2 separate regions of the Homo sapiens genome follow, and region 1 is linked to region 2. A link is a loop called in an ENCODE intact Hi-C map of the cell type or tissue named here. Cell type or tissue: A673. All regions are shown on one strand. Links, peaks and the distances in the headings refer to the core of each region. The heading gives the core; the rest is flanking DNA.

Region 1 (11,231 bases), core at 2,161-10,160, 68 kb after region 2:
ACCCATTACTGTTGCATACTCCCATTTTCACATAAAATTTAGGGGGTCTTCAAGCCCCTGTCCAATCTAGGAGTTGCAGTTTTAATGCCACGAAGTAATCCTTTGATATCACTATTTGAAAGATGGAGAGAAAAACAACCAACCTTGTTCTGTAAATCCAAATTCCTATAGTTCTCTTCTTTTAAGGGAGGACACACCTACATATGGTTAAAAGGAGAAAAGAAAACTGCCATTTGGCCCCAGTGATATCATCTACCATTTTGAGGAAGGACATTCCAGAGCAGAAGGCTAGAGACAGACAGTGGTTGCCTTTTTATAAAGAAGCCCTTGGAAAATGCAGCATCAGCCAGAATCTAAATTTGTGAAAATGGACCAACAGGAAATTTCACCCCACGTCAGACAAACTTCATAAGGGCGCTGTGGGGGACTCTATTGCTCAGAGAGGCTTTTTAAGAAAATTGCAACTTTTCGCCAGACCCCGAGTGTATTGGGAAGTTGCACAAAGATCGTCACACCCTTTCGTGGCTTCTCCTCCCTTGGTGGTAAGGGAGGAGTAAACTTTTTCTCAAAGAAAGGGAGATGGTATGGAGGAGGAGAGGCTGGGGAAAGGCTACTTCCAGAGCCAAGGATGAGGACGGCTCCGAAGATAGAAGTGACAGCTTCCTCAGCTGAGTCCCTGGGTCGCCACCTGTGTCCTTCCTGCAGATCGGATTTATAGAGTGTAACATTTTAATAAAAAACACACACACCTTCCCATTTTGGTGCATTAAGAGATTTTTAACAAAACACTGTAATGTTGCTATAAATTTTTCTCCCAGCACCCTCACAAGTAATAACTCAGCTATGGCATTTTGCATTTAATGTTTATTTTGATGGCTACATTCCAGCCAGAGTGGGGGCTCAGGGTGGGGAGGGGTGGGGAGAGAGAAGCAAAAATGCCTCCTCTTTCCTAACCATTAACTGTGTGTTTTTAATAAAGTCCCTACAAATTGGGGAGCCAACACTTGGAAAGGAAGGAAGGAAATCATGACACCTTATCAGGAAGGGCTAGTGGCCTCAGCTCCAGGAAGTAGCTGGGGTTAGGCCCCAGCTGGGTCCTGCCAAGATGGGTCCCCAGAGGGTTTCTGGAATGTTCTGCCTAAAATGCCCTTCTCCCTTCTCCCCAGCAGCTTTGGAGGCATAGCTCAAGCCTCATCTTCTGGAAGTTTCCTCTTAATCTTCTCTACTGGAGTGATGTGCCCCTCCCCTGAACAGTGTTCATTCTCTCCACCCATCACCTGTAATGTAGATGTTGGCTAGAACAGACTCAGAGCAAGGAATGTTGAATGAATGAAGAAAGGAAGGAAGGAACAAATGAATTAAGTAGAACTGGTTGGAGAATTCCCTTTCGTTATATCTGAGTTACTGCCATGAAGGCAGCTGTTATGGGAATGGTTCATTATTTTCCCCTTTGGATCTGAATGGTTTAAAATCAGATGGAAATCAGTTCACAAGCCCCATCTCGTTCACAGGTTTCGTATTCCAGATTTCTTATACCAAGGACACAGGCCAGAGGAGAGGTTGTTTAGGTCATGTAGTCTGTTCCTTTGGCACCAGGTCAGAAGGAAAGGTGAGGGCTGCCAAAGATGTAAGGGCTGCTTCCTGGAAGGTTGAGACTAAGGGTCTCAAAGCCTCATGGCTGCTTACGGCCAAGCTTCCTGTCCCTTGGCTGTGGAGCCTCCCCTGTGTCCTCCCACCATCAACCCTTCCTTCTTACCAACTCCCAGCCCTTCCTGCTTGCCTTTCCGTGGGGCCACTGATGCGAGCCTGAGCTCTGGGTGATGCCCTCTTCTTTGCCCAAGGCTTGCTCAAATCATAAGTGGAGATAATGAATGGAAAAAACATTATTAGCTTGTAAACTGCAAAGTGCCTCAGACATGGAGGGTGACACTTAACACAATGGTTGTGAGTCACATGGGTAGTGAGTGGGTCAGACACTGGAATCAGAATGATTTGGGCTCTGCCGCTTATTGGCACAGGGCCTCAGTGTTCTCATCGGTACACTGGGGACTTTAGTAATTGGGTCGGGGGTGGGGTTATTTGAGAAAGGTCATGGGAAATGCTTGGCTCAGGTTAGCGCTCCACTGTCACTTTCCAGGATAGGAGGGTACCTGGCTGTACACCTGCCACTCTTTGATCCCTGGACATAGTCAGCTGGCTGGGCAGGGGTGTCCTTCCTCCACTTACCTCCATCCCTTGCCCTTCCTTCACTTTCTCTGTGGAGGAAAAGTGTTCCTCCATCAAGGGTTCAAATTCTCCCTCTGCCACTTCTGCCACTTATTAGCTGTGCAACCTCAGGTGAGTTACTTAACCTCTCTGGGCTTCTGTTTTCTTTTATTTGATAAATGAGGAGGTAATGGTTGTCTTGATGCATTATTTGAGGATTGAAGGAAATGATGAGAAAGGCTGGCACACAGTAGGCACGTCTAAATGTTTTTCCTTATCCTTCTTTCCCTGGGTATCCAACAAGCAGATACTGTATCTGATGTTGCAGTGCCTCTTAGGGTCTACACACAGATGGTGCCTAATAGCTGCTCTAGATGGATGGACTGGCAGAAAGCTGCATTGCCTGTACTGGGGAGCTCTCAGGGAGACCACCTCACTCCTCCTCCATGAGGACAATATGCATTTTCCCTTTTTACAAGCTCTCAGCCTGGCCCATGGCATTTTAAAGCTGAGATAAACAGTTCCAGGGCAAAGCCAGGGATCAGGGCTGATCTTGGCTCTTTCTAAAGAAGTGTTTCTGAGCCTTTTAGGCAATATCTCAGCCCCCACCCTGCTGCCCCTCTAGCTTTAATGGGTGCTGAGCACTTTACACCCCGTGAAACCCGCGGCAAATGGTTCTGGTCTCTGATGTTCAGTCCAGGCTGGCAGCAGGGGCTGGCGCTCAGCCTCCGCCTGAGGAAATGAAAGCCCGATGGAGGCTGGAGGAGGAGGAGGCGCGGGAATGTCCAGAAACAGCATGGCAGCTGAAGCAAGCCAGGCCTTTACCCTGGTGGCGCCATCCCTCAGACATCTCTCCCTTGTCAAACTGAGGGCAGCAAGACCTGTGGCTGTCAGGCAAACTCCTGCTTACTCCCAGAAGCCCTTGCAGATCAAGCTGCATATCTGACCATTAGTAATAATTAACAGTCAGTAGTATTTACTTAGTACCCATTAAGAGCCAGACCCAATTCTGGGCTTGTTCCATAGATTCCCTCTTCTGGGCCACCCAATCCAAGTTAGCTCCCTCCCCACCTGCTTTAATTCTTCAGAGCACTCGGCACCAGCTGCAGTTACCTGGTTTATGTATTTGTTTACTCATCTGTTCTTGTAATGTGAGGAATCATGTGTTTGCTCTGCTCTGTCTCCAGGGCCTGGAGGAGAGCTTAACACAGAACAAGTGTTCAGTGAATATGAACTTTTTTGCCTGAATGAACGGAAATCTTCAGAGTTGTCTTATAGGAGGATACTACGATCATCCCCGTCTTGCAGAAAAGGCAACTAAGGCTGAGAAGAGGCCAGGAGCCTTGACGAAAGGCACACAGGAAGAGCAGAGCTGGGACTCTAACCCTGAACGTTTGAGTAAAATCTGTGATGTTCTTCTGCTCCACAACCACCTCGTCTCACTCATCTGACTTCCCTTGTGCTGAATATCCTGTTGGAAACAGAGGCCTCTTCAACGATGAAAACTTGCTGCCCTTCTTATGTTTGAAGAAACGTCTCCTGAATATTTGTATTCATGATCCTACAATCTTATTTTCTGTAATTTTTACAGCAACCAGTCAGGTCATTGTCATTATACACCATTTTATAATGAAGAAATCAAAGCTCAGAGAGGTTGAGCACTTGCCTAAAGACACACAGCAAAAACACAGCAGAGCTGGCATTCAAGTCTGGATCTGGCTGTAAAGCCCATGCAGGTCTGGCTTTGCAGACACGTGGCTTTCCAGGGTGTCTGAGGGACCGCTCTGGACTCACATGGCTAGGAAGTGGTAAAGCAGAAACTGGGCCAGGACTTAGGATGCCACATCCAGTTTTCCTCCCCGCCAATGCAGCATGGCAGCCTGGAAGCCTGGTGGGCAGAAGGAAGGGATGAGGGCTAGGACTGAACACAGGGTGTGATTGCCTTGAGAGCCAGGGATTGGCAAGCTGGGAGGTATCCTCTAAGACTGTGTGTGTGTGTGTGCATGTGTGTTTGTGTGTAAAATACTAAGGCCTGAGCATTGATGTCCTCTTACTCCACCTCCACCCCACCCCGCTGTGGATCAGAGTAATTGTGAAGGGAGGGTGAGGGGCAGAGAAGCTGGAAAAATTGCCTCATTTAATATGGGAAAGGCTGCAGAGCTCATGGGAAGCAGGAAAAAGTACAGCAAGGGGAAGGTGCAGGCTGGGGTTGTGGGAGTGAAGAAGAGACTTGGGAGGGCACCTGCCATCCTCGGTGCCTGGGGGGGAGGGAGGACAGTCTCTAAGGTGTTTCTCCGTGTTATCTGTGAATATGTAAATTATAATATGTAACGAATAGATAAATATAATAGTCCTTTTCTTGTGAATCTGCAGTGAACATTTGAATGAAATTTCAAGCGACTTCTGGATGTTGTTTTTTGGTTTGTGGCTCATGTCTGGAGGGGCTATGCACTGGCTTGACTTTCAAGGATTAACTTGTGTGCATGTGTGTTCTCTACCTGTGTGCACATGTCTGCATGTGTGTGTTCACGTGCACGTGGGAGGTTGTGTTCATGAAGGCGTGTGTGTGGAGGGAGGGAGGGAATACTCACAGCCCAGCCCAAGACTGTGAGCATGGCTCCTCCCTCAGGAGGTGAGTGGGATGGTCTCAGGGGAACCAGAAGCTATGAATCAGGAAAAGCTTCCCCAACCTCCACTTTTGGGGAATGGGTGTTTGTATGGGCAGAACAGGATGTGGGGCGACACTCCCAGGGGCAGAAAACGCAAAGGGGTGAGGGAGAGACACAGAGAACAGAGCGGGAAGGAGCCAGGCCAGGGAGTGCTAGTTCTTGGCTAGTTCTTGGGGTGAGGGTGGGAGCACCCTGGAAGTGTGCCCAGTGGGGCTGTCCCTGCCCCTCCCCACCTCCCTGGAATGTGTGTTGCCGAGGACCTCTGGGAAAATACAGCAATGCACATGGGGAAAGCCCTGAGCCTGGGGCCGAGAAACTGGCGTCGCCTCCTGGCTCTGCACACACTCACTGGCTGTGCGACCTTGGGCAAGTTGCTCGGCCCCTCTGAGCCCAGGTTCCTCATAGTGACACTGCCCTTCGGGAAGCCAGGAGGACAGGGTGGGCTGGTGGGTGGGAAAGTGCTGAGTGTGTGGGGGCCTGGGTTTCTTGCTGTAACCATCATCCCTATGACGCTGCCCTGGGATCTCAGGGAATTCTGGATCTGGTGTTGAGGACAATGGGGTGGCCAGTTATGTGTGAATATATACCTGTAAGATCATCTAAAAAATCCTTGCAACATTCCTTGTATTTAATCTTTCCGATTTTGACAAAGTCAGCTTGACTCTTTTAGGAGGCCAGTCGGGGTGCCAGCCCAAATGTCCAGCCTGGATGTATGTCCAGACACACTGTGATGGCTCCTCCAGATCCCCGGAGTGACTGAAGGCTATGCCAGCTGCTAGTTGCTGTTTTTGATGTCAACTTTAAAAGCCTGGCCTTGGTGTCCAGGGAAGTGCTATAAGAGAGTCGGGAGAGAATGGCGTAGAAAAAAAGAGATAGGAAGGAGCAAGGAAGGCAGTAGCAGTAACGTCAGACCCAACTCTCTTGCATCTCGTCCTCTTCAGGCCAGACACCATGGCCAGTGTCCTCACCCTTGGAATCTCATTGAATGCGCAAAACCACTCCTGAAAGCAGGCATCCATCGCCACCTACAGATGAGGGCACTGAGCAGTAATGGTGCCGCCATGTGGCTGGACTCAATGCCTTCTGTCTCCCGTATGGTCCTGGCCCCAGATAATAATTTTATGTTGATGAGGAAATTGATGACTTGTCTCATTCTTTGCAAACATAAGTCGTGCCCCAGTTCACATCACTGAATGTACTTGTTCAATTTTGTTTTTCTGGTGACGCTGATGGATGCAAACCCTTTTGACCCTATGAGGGTCACAGACAAGACAAGCCCCTGGGCCTCCGAGTGGACGATTCCCATCACCGCCTCCTTGCGGGGGTGTGGAGGATGTTACTGCTATTGCCTGCCTTGCTCCCTCCTGTCTTTTTTTCTACACGGTTCCCTCCCCACTCTCTTATTGCACTTCTCTCTGGACCCTCCCTCTCCCCCACTTTCCCTCCCTGCCCCTTCACCCTGGCCTGGCCCCTTCCCCTCCTCTCCCCCAGGCCCAGAGCCAGAGCCTCGGCCAGGATGAAAGCCGCTGGCCAGGCCCATAAATCAGCCGGCAGGTGCTCCTTAACCTTCCCTATTAACCTCTCACACTGGCAGGCATTAGGTGTTATACTTGGCTGCCATAAATTACTCGCCAATGAATTTATGAGCACTTACTCCTTAGGGGCATGCTTTTGCATCCTCCTCTCACTCTCCTTCTGGGCTTCCAGAGATCAAGCCCGTGCTCTTGGCAGTGCCTGGTTCCAGCCAGAGACTCCCCGTTTGGCACTCTATGTGGGACCCCCTGTTATAGACACTAACTAGAAGGCAGAGGGGCTTTAGGGGAGGGGCAGGGTCAGAGTTAAGTCACCTCTTAACTCAGCTAGCCAATATTCCCCTCTCCAGAGGCCATTACCTGGAGCTTCTGTGCATTTACCTCCACAGGTAAACTGATCCTGAATGGTAATATCAAAATAACTAATGGGCACTAGGCTTAATACCTGGGTGGCCACATAATCTGTACAACAAACCCCCATGACACAAGTTTACCTGTATAACAAACATGCACATGTACCCCTGAACTGAAAATAAAAGTTAAATAAATCATTTAAAAACACAGTAATATCTGACACCATTTATTGTGCCAGGCACACATTTGCTCACTGCCTCAAATTATTCCAAAAGCTCTGGATAGGAGTCATCACCCATCTCACAGACATGGAAATGGAGGCCCAGGTGAGTGATCAGACATGATTGAGGCTCCCGGGCAGATGGTGATAATAGCTACCTTCTCCTTTCTTCCTGGCCACAATCTGGGAAGAAAGGGAGGGACCACTATATAGATGAGAAAACGGAAGCCCAAGTCACACAGCTCCCAAGGGCCAGAGCTGGGAACCTCTGGTGTGGAGAGCTGGTGGCTCAATTAACTAACTTAAAAAATCTAATTCTGCAAAAACAATTCCACATACGGCAACCACAGTAACTCTGTGAACCAGAATATGTGTCTCATTCCCCAGGCAGGTTGCAAGTCAGTTCACCGTAATAACCACTGTTGTAGGATAGTGAAGGTGATGATGATGAAGCCTCACACATGAGGGATGTTACCACGTAACCGTTAGGTGCCAGGCATTATATGTGCAGAAACTTGCCAAATTCTCACCACAGTGTGAGGCTGGTACTGTTGTTGTGCCCATTTAACAAAAGAGGAAACTGAGGCTAAGAGAAGTCAAAGTCACCCAAGCTAGTAAGTGCCAGGCTCAGGAGGCAGGCGTTAGCAGTCAGCTCCGGACACCCACCCTTCATTGCTGTGGTAGTGACACTGATAACAAATTCGACCAGACCATGGGTAATTAGAGCAAAAGGAGTGGAACAGGCACCTCCAGGGGCCAAGGGCTGTGAGGCACCTGTGGGGGACCCCCAGGAAAGTCCTTTGGGGGCTACCCAGGGGATGAAGCCTGCCTGGCTTTCTCTCCTTGGCTTTTCCTAGGCAGCAGCAGTGGCCAGAGCTGTAAGCTTTCCCTAGGTGAGCCCAAGCCCACTTGGGGCGTCAGGCCAAGTGCCAGCTGTGACTCCAGCTCCTAGATCTGTGAGGTTTTCCCTGCAGCTTCCTGGGTGTGGCCCTAGGGAGAGGGGAGCAGGTGTGTGTGAAGAGGGAGCTGGCTTCAGGGGACCTGCAGGGACCACAGGCTGAGGCTGGTGCAGGGGCAGAAGTCTCAGAGGATGCCTCCAGGTCAGCTACCACCAAGGGTCCTATGCCTCCTCTCTGCCCCGCTGCCAGAGCTTTGGTGTGTGTAAGTATCCCCCTGTGCAGCGGGGACACAGCTCCAAGGAAGGGTAGCCTGTGGCTTGTGCTCCTCTAGACTATGCATAACCCTGACCTAGAGGGAGGGACAGGTAGAGGGCACTGCTGCTGCCCCTAACCTTGAAACAGAGGACTTGGGCCCAGGACCCACTGGGAAGCACAGGAGTGTGGGATTATATTATATTATTATGTGAGTTCAGCTCCCAGCTGTACGGGGTTGAATAATGTTCCCCCAAACTCATGTCTACCTGGAACTTTCAAAGGTGGCCTTATTTGGAAATAGAGTCTTTGCTGCAGATGTAACTCATTAAGACGAGGTCCTGCTGGATTAGAGTGGGCTGTAATCCAGCGACTGGTCTCCTTATAAGAAGGGGAGAACGTGGACACAGACGTGCGGGGGAGATGAGAGCCTGGGGTGGTAGATCAACAAGCCGAGGCACGTCAAGGTCTGCTGGCAAACACCAGAAGCTAGAAGGAGCAGGGAAGGATTCTTCCCTTCGAGTCTTTGGAGAGAGAACATTGACCCCTTGATTTGGACTCCTGGCCTCCAGAACTGTGGGAGAACAAGTTCTGTTGTTTCAAGCCACCCAGTTGAGTACGTTGTTATGGCAGACCTGGGCAATGAGTAAACAGGCTCCCTTCCCTATGTGCTGATTTCCCGTGGGTAGGTCGCTAGCTTCTCCAAGCCTCAGTTCCTTGTCTTGCAGTAAGGATGATAAAACCTGGTTCACAGGGTATTGTGAAGATTAAATGAAACGATGTATACAAACATGAAGCGGTTCAGTAAATGGCAGTGGAATTTGACTCCACTGTTTAACTACAGTCATTCTTTAGAGATGGGCTCACCGTTGCTTACGGAGAGACTGACAGCTCCCCTATTATTTTTTTATGGTTGATTTTGGAAATTCTAAGTTTGTGGTTTGGTTAAAAGTTGATCATAATTATTTAATCTATGTGATACTTTATTAAAAGTATCACAAGTTTTGTATTCAGCACTTTCACGAAAAGGAAAAAAATACCAGTCATATATTTCACTCTGTGCACACACAGATTACATGCTTGTACCAACTGAATGAACAGTTAGTTTATACCAGATGCCAGCTGACTGCCTGATGCCAACTGGAAATAAAGTTATATATGTGTATACACTCATATAAACTGATCTCTAACCTTGTATATAAAACCATATGTGTCTCTCTGTGCACATTGCATCCTGATATATTCACAACAGATGCATAAGTATATATCTCTTCAGCAGTTCCATCCAGAAAATATTTATTCAGCATTCACTCTATCTGGGGCATGTGTGTGTACACGTGCGTGTACAGATACAGAGGATTATGAGTTTGTCCATAAATAATATATGCACCTAGCTGATTACACCAGAAGCCAACCAAAGTCTAGAGGTAGGGATGTGAGCATTGCTGTTGGAAAACAGTATACTCCACATGTCCTGGTTGGGAAATGGGCCAAGGCCTGGAAGTTAACACAGCTCCCAAATGAGAGACGAGGCAGCATGGGGCAGATTTGGGGGCACAGGAGGAAGGCCTTGCGACTTTCTTTTCTTTTCTTTTCTTTTCTTTTGAGACAAGATATCACTCTATCACCCAGGCTAGAGTGCTCACTGAAACCTCGGCCTCCCAGGCTCAACCCATCCTCTCACCTCAGCCTCCCAAGTAGCTGGGACTCCAGGCATGCAACAACAAACCCAGCTACTATTTTTGTTTTTTTTTGTAGAGTTGAGGTTTTGTTATGTTGCCCAGGCTGGTCTTGAACCTGTGAGCTCAATCGATCCACCTGCCTCGGCCTCCCAAGGTACTGGGATTACAGGAGTGAGCCACCACGCCTGGCTGGCCTTGGGTCTATACCATGGGAATGGGGTCAGGCTTGGGGCTACCATCTCTTCAAGTCAGTTGTACCCAGACTGTCACTGTCTCCATCTTTATGGGGATATCAAATGAAATGGCTTTCAGGAAGAGTAGCATCTGGGCTCCTCTGCCACTGTCCCTGCCTCCCACACTCAGAAGCACCTCCTGGACAGGTAGACCGAATGCCTTGAGGCCTCCCACTATTCCTTCTACTCCCACCTCCTCCTTCATGTCTCTTCTGTTCAGGATGGGGCCAGACCGGGCTAGCTAAGGCAGTCAGGGCACCCTGGAGGGTGGGAGGGGCTGGACTTTATTCTTTCCCTCACAACTAAAGTAATGTATACATCCCCTGACTTTCACACTAGACTCCAAAGGGGGGCTGTTGGGTCTTGTTGGCTTTTCTAACCCCGGAACCCAGCACAGAGCCAGCCCCATAGGACGCTCTTAATAGACTATTGGAATACAGAGGCTTAGACAGGTGAAAGGACTTGTCCAAGGTTAGCCAGGCGGTGGAGTGGGGTTTGTGTGCACACACCCCCTATTCAGAGCAGACTCACTATTGAAGAAATAAAGCAGCTCCCGTTGCCTTACATCCCATGTGCCCACCAGAACATGGGATCCAGAGCCCGCCCCGTCTCTCAGTTCCACACCTGGATTCCCAAAAATCAGTGCAGTAACCACACACAGTAGGCACTCAGCCAGCGTTTGCTGCTAAATTGTTGCTAAGTCAGCCAGTGTTTGTTGCTAATGACTTAGGGGCCTGAGTACAGAGCTCTGGGTGTTGGGACTGCAGGGGCTCAGAGCAACAGGATTTTTGCCCTGGGAAATGGAGAATCCTCACGCTAAGGCACCGGAACCAAAGAGGGGTCTCCAGGGAGAAGGAAGGTCTGAAATCAGCAAGAGTCTGCTGTGGTTGGTAAACTAAAAATGAGTGGGATTTGGCTATGACAAAGAAAGACACCCCTGATAATAACCACACATTTTAAAAAGGATGAAAGCCTAAACGCAGCAATTGATTTTAAGTATGGAAGGGCTGCTAAGGTTTGGGGATGAAAAGGAAAGGGAACAATTTTTCTTTTTTTAAAAAAATTTTATTTTTTAAGTTTCAGGGTCCTTGTGTAGGATGTGCAGGTTTGTTACACAGGTAAATGTGTGCCATGGTGGTTTGCTGCACCTATCAACCCATCACCTAGGTATTAAGCCCAGCATGC
Region 2 (11,231 bases), core at 2,093-10,092:
ATTTTGAGTAAAAATGAAAACTGTATTAAATTTGTAGGGTACTTAGAGATTTATAGCTTGAAGAGTTTAAATTAGAAAAAAAGTCTACATTAAGAAACTAGGAAAAGGAGCAAAATAAACCCAAAGTAAGTAGAAAGAATAAAGATAAGAACAGAAACCAATGGAGTAGAAAATGGAAAACAATGGAAAAAATCAAAAACTGGTTCTTTGTAAAAGATTAATAACTGCTCAAGACCGCTAAAGGAAAAAAAAAGGAACTAAGATACAAATTACAGTATCAAGAATCAGAGGGCAACATTGGAACAGATTCTAAACATATTAAAAGGACAATACATTGCTATGATCTGAATTTTTGTGAGCCTCCCCACACACAACCCCACTCCACTCCAAGTTTATGTGTTGAAACTTAATCCCCAGTTCACTGGTGTTGGCAGGTGGGGCATCTGGTGGGTAATTAGCTCATGAGCAGAGCTGTCATGAATGTGATTAGTGTCATTATAAAAGAGACCTGAGAGAGAGCTCATTGGTGCCTTCTACCATGTGAGGACACTTAGAAGGTGCCATCTATAAGGAGTGGGCCCTACCCAGACACCAAATCTGCCAAAACCTAGATCTTGGATTTTCCAGCCTCCAGAACTGTGAGCAATAAATTTCTATTGTTTATAAATTACCAGTCTAAGATATTTTGCTATAGCAGCCCAAACAGACTAAGAAATATGAACTTTATAACAATAATTTCTGTAACTTACATGAAATGAGCACAATCCATGAAAGACACAAATTGACAAAACTGCCTGAAGAAGAAATGGAAAATCTGAATACCCTTGTATCTGTTAAAGAAATCTGTAATTTAAAATGTTTTGCAAAGAAATACCTATGTCCATATAGTTTTACTGGCTAATTCTATCAAACAATTAAGGAAGAAATAATACCAATCTTATTCAAACCCTTTTCAGAAAATAGAAGGGGAGGAAGTATGTTTCAATTAATTTTAAGTGGCCATTATTACCCTGATACCAAAGCCAGATAAAAACCTTACAAGAAGAGAACTGCAGACCAGTAGCCTTCCTGAACATAAATGCAAAATCCTTAACAAAATATTGGCAGATTGATACAGCAAGACTAAAGAATACAAAGTTGGCTGAATGTTGGAAAATCAATGTAATTCACAATAGAGTAAAAGAGAATATTTGTGTGATTGTCTCACTAGATATAGAAAAAGCATTTGACAAAATTCCATACCGGGATTGTTTAAAGAAAAAAAAAAAACGTAGAAAACATATCCACACAAAAACTTGCACACAAATGTCCATAGCCAGCTGTATTCAGAATAGCCAAAAGCTGGAAATAAGTCAAATGTTCAAGAGCAGATGAATGGATAGACAAATTCTGGTATATCCATACAATGAAATACAGCTCAGCAATACAAATACTGAACTACTGAGTGACACAACATGGATGAGTTTCCAAAACAGGTGAGCAAAAAAAAAAAAATGTCAGACACAAAAGAGTACATACTATATGTATGAAGTGTTGATTTAAAAAAGAAAAAAAAGCTGATGGTTAAAAAATATCATCTTCTCAGTTCCTTGGTTTTATCCTGGACTGGTATATCTTTCCTTCCTTAACCTGGGTGTTTACTTAGGGCCTCAGGATCTAGAATGCCTCCAGTCCCATTGCCTCAGTCTGGTGCGTTCTTGGTATGGAATGCAGACTTGCCAGCAAGGCGGCTGACATTTATTAAATGCTGGCCATGTGAGGGATGCCGTGCCAGGTGCTTCAGATAAACAGGCAAAGGAGACATCTTTTCCACCTTCAAGGAACTCATCGTTGAATTGATAAACACAGGAGATTAATCAGTTATAGTCCTATCTGCTGTATAAGGCAGTGCATGACAAAGGGCAAATTGCACACATTCCCCACTGTGGAGGGAGAGTAGGATTATTTCTGACTTGGTCAAAGAGGTAGCACTTGAAGGGGCTGTGAAGAGTTAATATATGAAGATGGGCATTAGGTGGACAGGGGTGTGTTGACCGATAACCCTCCTGAACATAATTGCAAAATCCTTAGCAAATAGAGATGCATGTTGGGGCAGGCATTCGACCTGAGGGGAGTGAAAGGAAACAAGAAGATGGGAAAATATAAAGGATGTCCTAGGTTTTCAGGAGCACAGAGCCCAGACTGGGGAATTAGAAACAGCAAGGCTGAACAGGAGTTGAGGGCTATATGAAAGAGCCGGAACTCCAGTCTGTAGGCTGTGTGAAGGTGTTCAGGTTAATGTGCTGGTAAAGGATGGATCAGAGCTGGGTTTTGGCATCCCTATTATTGATGGAGTGGACCAGGGAGAGACTGGGAATTAGATGTAACCACTTAGCAGTAGCCTGGGTAGAAAGTGAAAGGGCACTGAACCAGATAGGCTGCTGGGAATGCTGAGACCCTTTTGGATATGGGGATGGGAAAAGCAGCCCCCTGTCCATTTCTGTGCCTTCCTCTCACCCCTATAACACATACCAGCCACACTGCTTGTTGTGTGCCCTCCCTTCATATACTGAAGCCCTAACCCCCAATGTAACTGCATTTGCAGATAGCGCCTTTAAAGAGGTAATAAAGGTTAAGTGAGGTCACAAATGTGGAACCCTACTCCAATAAGACTGGTGTCCTTAAGAGAGGAAGGGGCACCAGACCTATCTACATGTGTACACAGAGGAAGGGCTATGTGAGGACACAGAAGGCAGTCTTCTATTAACATAAGCCAGAAAGAGGCCAGAAACCACATTTGCCAGCACCTTGATCACGGACTTCTGGCCTCCAGAACTAGGAGAAAATAAATGTCTGTTAGCCACCCACTGTGTGGTATTTTGTTATGGCAGCCCAAGCAGATTAATACACTACTCTCCCCCAGGTCCCTCACTGCCTCCCCACCCCCGCCCATCTGATAAACATAATATCGGATGTTCCCAGTGCTCCATAGTATGGTGTCACTCTTGTGAAGCAGTTATCCAATGTTTGGCACCCTGCCCTTAGCCACTTGGATGGAAGTCAACCCTTTGGCCTTCCCAGCCTCCAGTGTGCATGATTCCCCCACTGTACAACTCTTCACTATTTTCAAATATTTTAACTTTTGGACTTTGTAACCACCTGATGAGATAAGCAGGAAACAGTTGGCTATCCCCATTTTACAGAAGAAAAAATTGAAAATGAAAGCATTTTTGTGGCTTGCCGAAGGTGACAGAGGTAAGTTTCAAAGTCAGATCTTAAACTCATGTCTCCTGTCTCTTGCTTCACCACGTGGGTTCCTGGCCAGTGCTCTCCCATGCTTTCAACTGGACAGTGCTTTCTGTCCATACCTATCTTGGAGAAGAGCTATGGTTTGCCTTGTGTTTCATTCTTCCTTAGGCTTTTATCCCCTTCCCCTGTCCTCTCAACACACACACACACACACACATACACACTCTCATTTATTTTCATTCTTTCCCATGGTGTAGCTTGGCCCTACTATCATAGCTACAGGGAGCCCCTTCCTTTCCAGAAGCGCCTGGAAATTACAGAGGTACGCTGTGGGTAGAGGACAGAGAAGGGATGGAGAGGGGGCTTGTGATGCAACCAAAGAGAAATCCCAGGAGGCAAGGCAAGAACACTGTGTCCTCTGCACATCTAAGAACCACATCCTGATTGGGGTTCCGGGCAGATCTCATGCAGGCAGTACAGTGGGTTTTCTCCCAACTAGTTAAGGCAACACCTTAACACATGGTGTACACATGCTCATAAATTGAAGCTCCCTGTGGAGGTTTGCCCTTCCTCAAGCCTGTTGGTCTTTGTTGAGCTTAAAAAAAAATCTGTTTGGAATCACACAGAATTCCTGGGAAAATTTCAACTCTCACACCCCATTGTCTTCTGGCGCTAACTTGCATCTTCTCACTTGTGCACATACACAGTTTGCCGTCAGCCCTATTTTGGGGAACTGGCTATTTGTGGAGAGCCTATTGTTCCTTAGCTGCTGAGCATGCAAGTCTAGACCTGTGGAAGGAGAGGTACCACCACCACTCCACGCCCTGCTCGCCAGATTGAAGATTCTGCTGTCACATGGCCCAGCCAGCTTGTGGAGCCCTGGGGTTGGCTGTGTTGCCTGTAGCAAGACCTGGGACAATGGGATTGGTGATGAGCTGAAGGCAAGAGTGGTTTCTGCTGGGGTTGGCACCAAGGCAGGAAAGGAGCTGTCTTCAGCCAGTCGCTGAAGCTGGAGTTGAGAGTGGAGGGCTTAAGGGCATGAGGATTATCCAGGGATGCTGGAGAAAGTGGGCTTTGAGCCCAGGGACAAGTCGAGAAGCTTCCAGATGTGCACTCTTGGACACAGGACCTCTTGCGCCATCTTGGGGAGCTGGCCTGGTGCTGACCAGTGCTGTCCCAACCCCGGCAACACTAAATAAACAGGCCAGGTTTACTGCCGTGGCCACAGCTCATCTTGAATGCATGTGAACCCTGGAGGAATGGGGTGGATGAGGTTCATGGTCAAGCAGAGGCTCTGACACTCCAGGAAGATCTCTAGTGGGCTGAGTCAGCTTCCAGCTGTCTGTAAAACGAATCCCTGAGTGTCCTCTGACCTCCCTCCTCCCACCCTTAATCAAAACAGAGCATCTCTTTATTCTCACCTTCCCATTCATTCACTCATTCGCACATTACCTAACATTCTTATTCTCTCAGGCATTCGGATGTGAACACAGCCTGTCTCCTCTTTGGGATGTGAGGAAGTCAGATGGATAAATAGATATACGGTATCATGTGCCATCATGGTATTATGACACAAACAGTTTTGTGGAGGCCAGAGGGGCAGCCTTTGACCTAGGGGTGGAAGTTGAGGTGAGGGCATGGGCTTAAGAAAGAGCTTCACAGAGGGTGCTATCATTTGGAGGATACACTGCAGAGTGGCTGGGTGCATTGGAGGGGATCTAGGGAGGAGATAGAGGCATTCTAAGAAGAGATAGCAAGTCCAGTGGTGTGGCCAGGTGAAAAGGCCTAGATGGCTTGGGGAACAACAAGCTGTGCTGGGTGGTCAGACCCAGTGAAGGGCTGAGCCGTAGTCCACAGTCAGAGGAGGCCCTGCTGGCCCTGGCCTTGTCGTTGTTCTCCCCAGAGACCACTTGGAGGCACAGGTCCCAGGGGTGGGCTACCTGCATCCCCCGTGATGCCTAAGTCACACATCAGGCCAGTCTTCCTCTTCAGCAGTGGTGCTCATCTGGACTCTGAAGGATTTGGGGGGTGCTCAGCTCCCACAGGAAGAAGCAGGGGTGTGAGGTAGAGACAACACCCCGTGGTTTCGCATGTGGTTTGCACATGGCTTTTCTCCCTCTCTGCTTCAATTCCTGCCCTGTGACTTGGCAGTGATTTGGTGTGGAGTGTCCAAGTGCTACCATGACCCTGAGCCCTAATATAGGACAGGTGTCATTTTTTAAAAAAACAAGCTCCCAGCCCAGGTCAACCTAAAACCCAGTTGGGTCTATACTGAATGTGAATGCACTGACACAGGTATCAAATCTGAGATGTGGTTCCAAGAGAACAATGTCCAAATAGTTGGAAAGAGAGGATAAAATGGAGCTTGTTGTTGTTGTTATTGTTTTATCAGACTCACAGCTGGGAGCTGGAGGGAGATGTCATTCTCTGGGAGTAATCATTGTCCCTTATGTCACTATGCCACATCGGCTTACAAAGCCCATGCATGGACATTGTCCACTTAATCCTCCCCCCTCCATTGGTAAGCTAAGCAGGGACAGGGCTTGTTTCTATCCTTCAGATGTGAGAACTTAGACTCAGCTGGTTTGGTCAACAAAAATGACTCCCTGTCCACACAGTGGTCCCTTGGAGGCTGACTGCCTCTTCCTGAGTCGCCTTCGTGCTGGAAAGCAAGGAAACACCTATACGACAGTAGAACCTGGGTTCCTTCTGCTTCATAATTTGTCTTCAGAGGTTTGCTTTAAAAGTTGTCTGGCCATATGTCCTGGAAGGACAGTTCCCCTGCCCACTCAGTAGCAGAGCCAGAACTGGGACCCGCCTCTCCTGGAGGTCCACCCTGTGCTCCTGGTGTCAAGCAGCCTGGACCTCTGCGCTCTGGCTCTCCTGCTTTCAGAACAGCCCCTGGGAACAGAACGGTACTCAGTGGCACCGAGGGGCTGGCAGTGCTGGTTGTGAAGACCTCACGGCACAGTTTGTGCCAAGCACACCCCAGATGCAGGGGAGGCAAAGAGTTGCTGCTGCGACCCTTTGGGCTGCCTGAGAAGTGGGTTCTGGTACCCCCTGCCCCCTTCTAGCTTCCCTGCAGTGCAGACAGGTCCTCTGGGACAAGGGGGCTGGGTATGTCCCAGACCTTCACAGGCCACGCACCCCTTCTTTGTGCAGGAGCATCAGCCGGCCACCTGTTGTTCATCTAGCCCTGGTAATCCCTTCTGTACTGTGTCAGCAGTTCAAAAGGGCACTGTTAGTATTTTTTGCCGACTTCAATTAATGTGAGATTTCAGAGGCCCCTCTGATCACATTTCATCTGTCACAAGTCAGGAACAAAACAGACAGATTCCAGTTGAGAGGAGGAAGGAGAAGGAGTTTATTGCAAATAACAACAACCAAACAGTTTGGGCTGGGCCAGCAAAGGGTGTTCTGGGAGTGCCCGGCTACCTCTGCACTCCATTTTGCCCCATGCCTGGGCCCCTACATCTCCTTCCCATCCGTGTTCCTCCTCTCCCAAAAAAGATGTAAGTGCAATAACTTACTTTAAAAGGCAAGAACGTTTCTTTTAATATTTTGCTATAATGTAGTTACATGGTGGTATAGGCAGTAAAACTTTATGGAACCGACCTCATTTTTTTTTTTACATTTTTCTGGATTTTTACTGTATTTTTAATATATATTTTTAATATTCCACCCCAGGCCATTAAGCTAAAGGAAAAGTTGCATTTATACAGGGTTAAAATATCTTACAATGAGAACAATAAGTAACGGTTGAGGTTCATGTTCCTTCTAGCACTCAGCTTTCTTTTTTCAACCACTGCACACCTAAACAGATGATTAGACATTGAAAACTGTCCTTCAAAATCAGTAGTATAAAGGCCTAGCTCTATGTGTGTGAGTGAAGAGGGAAGAAAGGAGAGGCCGAGGTTAGGTCATGGAAGCACCTTTCCTCCCTACAGCATCCTGAAAGAAGTGAAGTGGGGTTGATGGGTCATTGTCACCTTCTTATTTTTTAACTGGATAGTCACAGAGTATTATCCTGGGGGCCAGTTTACCAACCATCCTCCCCCAGCTAGGCCTGTTTGCCTTTGCACTGGACAGTAAGGGCCATGAAACAGACCAGGAACCCCCGCGTGTCTTTCAGGTTCTCGAAGATGGCCCCCCACTGTCTAGCCCAGGGAGGGAATGACTGCATAAGCAGGGTACGTAGTTTTCATGGAAGCGTCCCTCGTCTGCCCAGCCGAAATGACAGGAGATGGGGCACGGAGCTGGGTCCAGTGTGATCACAGCTGTGTGTGCTGGGGACCCACCCCACACTTGCTGCACCTACCCCATCGCAGTGTCTTTGAGCTAACCTGGCCACCGTGCTTCCCGAAGCTGGAGGCACGGTAGTGAGCGCTGAGAATCAAGTATAGTTAAAAGAATTCAAGGAAAGTTCTAAAAGCCCATGTCCTCCAAGTGCTATTTCAGCCTTGGAGACAAGCCTCTCTGTGTGCCCCCCAGAGCCCTCGCTCCCATGCCCCAGGAGTAGTGCTGGCATCTGGAGGGCAGTAGCAGCACCTTAGTGTCAAGCCTTGCCATGCTGAGACCTGTGCCCAGCAGGGACTGGAGGCTGTCAGTGTGGGGAGGCTGCCCATCCATCTGCCGGCTACCCACGACTTTATTTTTAAGTTGCCATCTCTGTTGAGATCTTAGGCAGGTATCCAAAGGAAATCCTCACCTCTCTTAGCTTATTCGCATAGCAATGAACCACGTGGCAGGTAGATGCTTCTCTCCACCTGCCTTCATGAGCTTTAGCTCCAGATGGCCTTGGGCAGCTGCCCTGACTTGCTCAGTCATCCTAGGAGCTGACACGGCAGTGGCCCCCTGCTCTGCAGTGCAGAAGGTTGGGCCTAGCCACCTGTCTTGGAAGGGACTGGGCCCCAAGGTTCTCTTCTGGAGAACTGAGCTGCTGAGTGAATGCCCATGAGGCATTGGAGAGGGGAGCTCCATGCAGCACCGGCCGCCCCTGGTGCCAACGAAGCCCAGGCCCTCACACCCTGGGTGGCACGTCCCAGGCTCCTCTCTCAGCCTAGTCTCAGGGCAAGTACAGGTCAGGGCAGTCATGTCTCCACTCTGGGCCAGGGTCTTCTCTGTTGTGAAGGGACTGGACTAACTAGAGGGTTTCTAAGCTTCCTCCCAACTCGGTGGTCCTATCATACTTAGTGTGGTTAGGTGGCCCCCAAGGGCTGGGCCAAGCCACAGAGGACAGGCCTGGGGTACGTGGCTGCCTTTGACGAGATGAACAGGAATGTTTCACATTGGCATGTTTAATCCTAGACACTTCCTGGGTGTGTTGGGACAGGCAGCCATAGCCACAGAGTCTTCTAATAGACGCCTTTTCTTCTCAAGCTTTTGGGTTGAAATTTGCCTGACTTGGGTCTAGCCCAGCCAGAGAGCAGACGCATGGAGGAACTGAGTGCCGGGGGCCACTGCGGAAGAGCCCCCTTAAAGCTCTCACTCTCCCTCCCTGCCTGCTCTGGAGCTACCTGTCTGTCCTCCTCTTTGTCCTGATTCCCTTGCTCTCCCTCCTGGCCCACTCTGGAGCTACCTGGCTCTCCTCCTCTTTGTCCTGATTCTCTCATGGGTGAGAAAGACCCAAGGTGAAAGTTCCTTCCTTCCCCATCCTTCCTCAGCCATGAGCATTTCAGAAGGAAAGGGGGGAGAAATGGGGAAACTGTTCCCAGCCTTAAGTTCTTCCTTTCCCTGGCTAGATTTTGGGGGAGTCTGGGTCATTTCAGCGAACCTCAGAACTAGAAAAAACTTCCCAAAAGTCACTCCAAATCCTCAAATATTTGAAACACTTAAAGCCAAGCCTCCAAGAACATTTAATTCAATGTCCAAGACCCTTTCACCTCTATAAGATCCATTTTAGAGCTACGGTTCACAAAGAGGTCTGACTCATTAAGGGAGGCCACAGCCAGACCCTTCCTCAGCCTGGTTTCTAGAGCAGATGAGAACACCAGGCAGGCGGGAGACTGTCACCCCCAACCCCAGAGACCCTCATTCAACAACACCAAGTTTACCCTCCGCCCAACCCAGGAGGCCTTTCTGTGTCCACGACCCTGAGCATAGTGGGCCTGGCCCTACTCCATGACAGGAATCAAGGGAGAAGGTAGAAAAGGCGAGCGCTTCAATGCGGGGCGCTGCCTGCTGGAGGGACCCCCCACCTGGGGTCTGACAGGCCTGCCTCTGGACGGTTACTGTGTACTCCCAGCTGAGGTGAGGGCTGGGGCTCAGGGCCAGACCCAAGCTACAGGGGTCGGGCAGGCAGGCACAGAGCCCCGCTTCCTGGAGGCAGGAAGCCTGGTTTCAGGAGGGCATCCTGACAGCCCCATTTGCAATAGCAAAGCCACACCGAGGAGCCCAGGCCAGGAGCCCTTCCGCAGGCTGGAGAGAGGGCAGAGAGTCCTGGTCCCTGTGGAAGAAGTGTAAGGACGGAGTGTGGAAAGCTGTGTGGAGAAGAGCAACACCTCCTAGTGCCTGGAGGGACACAGAGCCCCCATCTGCCGTGGAAGGCTCTGGGCAGCGATGACACTGACAGATATGGCAGGGAGGACAGTCAGTTTGAGGCCATAGCAGGGCCTGGAGGCCGAGCATGGCCACACGTCCTCTAGCAAAGCCTGCACGCAGCTTTTGACCCTCTGCCACCCGGCCCCCAAGCTCTAGCTTATGTGTTCCGAAGTTGTGAGTCCTTCCATGCCGGGACACTGCTGAGCAGCCCCAGGGAGGGGCCAGGGTAGGGCAGGGAAGAGACGAGCCCCTCCGCATCCTCCTGGAGGGAACCTGACTGGGCTCTGGATGGAGAACAAAGCTGCCCAGACCTCCCCGCTGTACCAGATGCCAGGCAGGCCGGAGAGCGGGAGGACTGCCCGGGCCCACGCCCCACCCGGATGCCTCCCCCTCTCCCAGGACCTTTCCTTCTTCTAGCACCATGGGAGCCCTTGTGGCATCTGTGTTCTCAGCCTCCCTCAGGTCTGGCTCCTCCCCTATAGTGTCCAGTGAGGGGCTGGCCCGTGTCTCCCCTGGGGACTGGCATTGCTAGATGGCAGCAGGGGTCCTCGGCTCCAGCTCCTGTCATCCTCTGCCCACTCTCTCCAGGTGTATCCAGCCTAGGGGACAGCCAGGATGCAGTCAGCCAGGCTCTGTCAGACTCGTCACTGTTCGGGGGGAGGTGGAGGCTGGCGCCTTGGCCCCAGCAGGTCGGATTCCGTGTGCTTTCAGGGAGAGAAAGATGGGAGGGCAGGAGGCTGGCTCTGCAGGGCAGCCTGTGCTTCAGACACACAGCCACCGGCCTGGTGACCAGGGGACCCCACTAGGAGCGGGAAGGATGGACAAGACTGGGCTGGTGAGGCTGCTGGGTCTGCATGGAAATCTAGCATTGACTCATGGTCAACTAGGCAGAGCAGAGGAGTGGGCGGGAGCAAGAAAGCGCTTTCAGCTTATCATGGATGCGAAGCTGAAAAACGTGGCCACCTGGCTTTCTCCACTGCCTGTGGCCGGGAGCAGGGGTCAGGGCCTCAGTGCCAGGGAGGGGCCAGGGGCCTGCTGCCCCCTCCCTCCCAGCAGTCCACGGGGCCTCAGACTTGGGGCGGCTGAAAGTGCTGAGGGTCAGGCCCCTGGCCCAGGCCAGGTTCCTAAGAGGAAAGTCGAGTGGGAGGCTGGGGGCCTGGAAAACATGGGCGTGGCCCATGGTGTCCCGAGGTGGGGACGGGGCAGGGGTGCCCTGTCATGTGGCCCAGGAAATGGCCGCACTGTGCTCCTTGGCCTTCATGCGGAGGGCCGCGATGCTCGAGGTCTTGCGGTCCGGCTCGCCGTTGAGCTCGTAGCCATTGAGGCCTGGGCTGAGGCTGGCTGCTCCAAACAGGCTGCCCATGTGCGTCTGGCCCACGTGACTGCCAGCCCCAGACACACTCAGGAAGTCGGTGACGCTGCTGGCCCCAGAGCCAGGGGGGTGGGCATGAGGGGACATGCAG

Evidence for each region. A loop is a pair of places that touch in the nucleus more often than their neighbours do. Peaks named below come from ENCODE experiments on the same cell type or tissue, not always from the same donor. Only the 100,000 strongest peaks of a DNase experiment are listed, where the experiment ranks them.
Region 1: a loop joins it to region 2, with 5 times the contacts of the local background. A loop is called at or near these places in 1 of 110 quality-filtered maps.

Annotation. Positions count from the first base shown.
Region 1 is chr11:44,322,021-44,333,251 of GRCh38, forward strand. No RefSeq gene overlaps it. Among named protein-coding and RNA genes, the nearest start is that of ALX4, 17 kb to the left of the region's middle. In A673, for the core only: CTCF peaks have their summits at 4,828 and 5,929; a DNase peak (open chromatin) is centred at 4,831; H3K4me3 peaks cover 311 bases.
Region 2 is chr11:44,253,870-44,265,100 of GRCh38, forward strand. ALX4 (ALX homeobox 4) reads right to left here. Exons shown (of 4, transcript NM_021926.4): 4 at 6,571-11,231. The coding sequence ends at 10,985. Among named protein-coding and RNA genes, the nearest start is that of ALX4, 51 kb to the right of the region's middle. RefSeq lists an enhancer at 7,944-8,443. In A673, for the core only: no CTCF peak of the experiment used is centred there; no DNase peak of the experiment used is centred there; H3K27ac peaks cover 5,284 bases.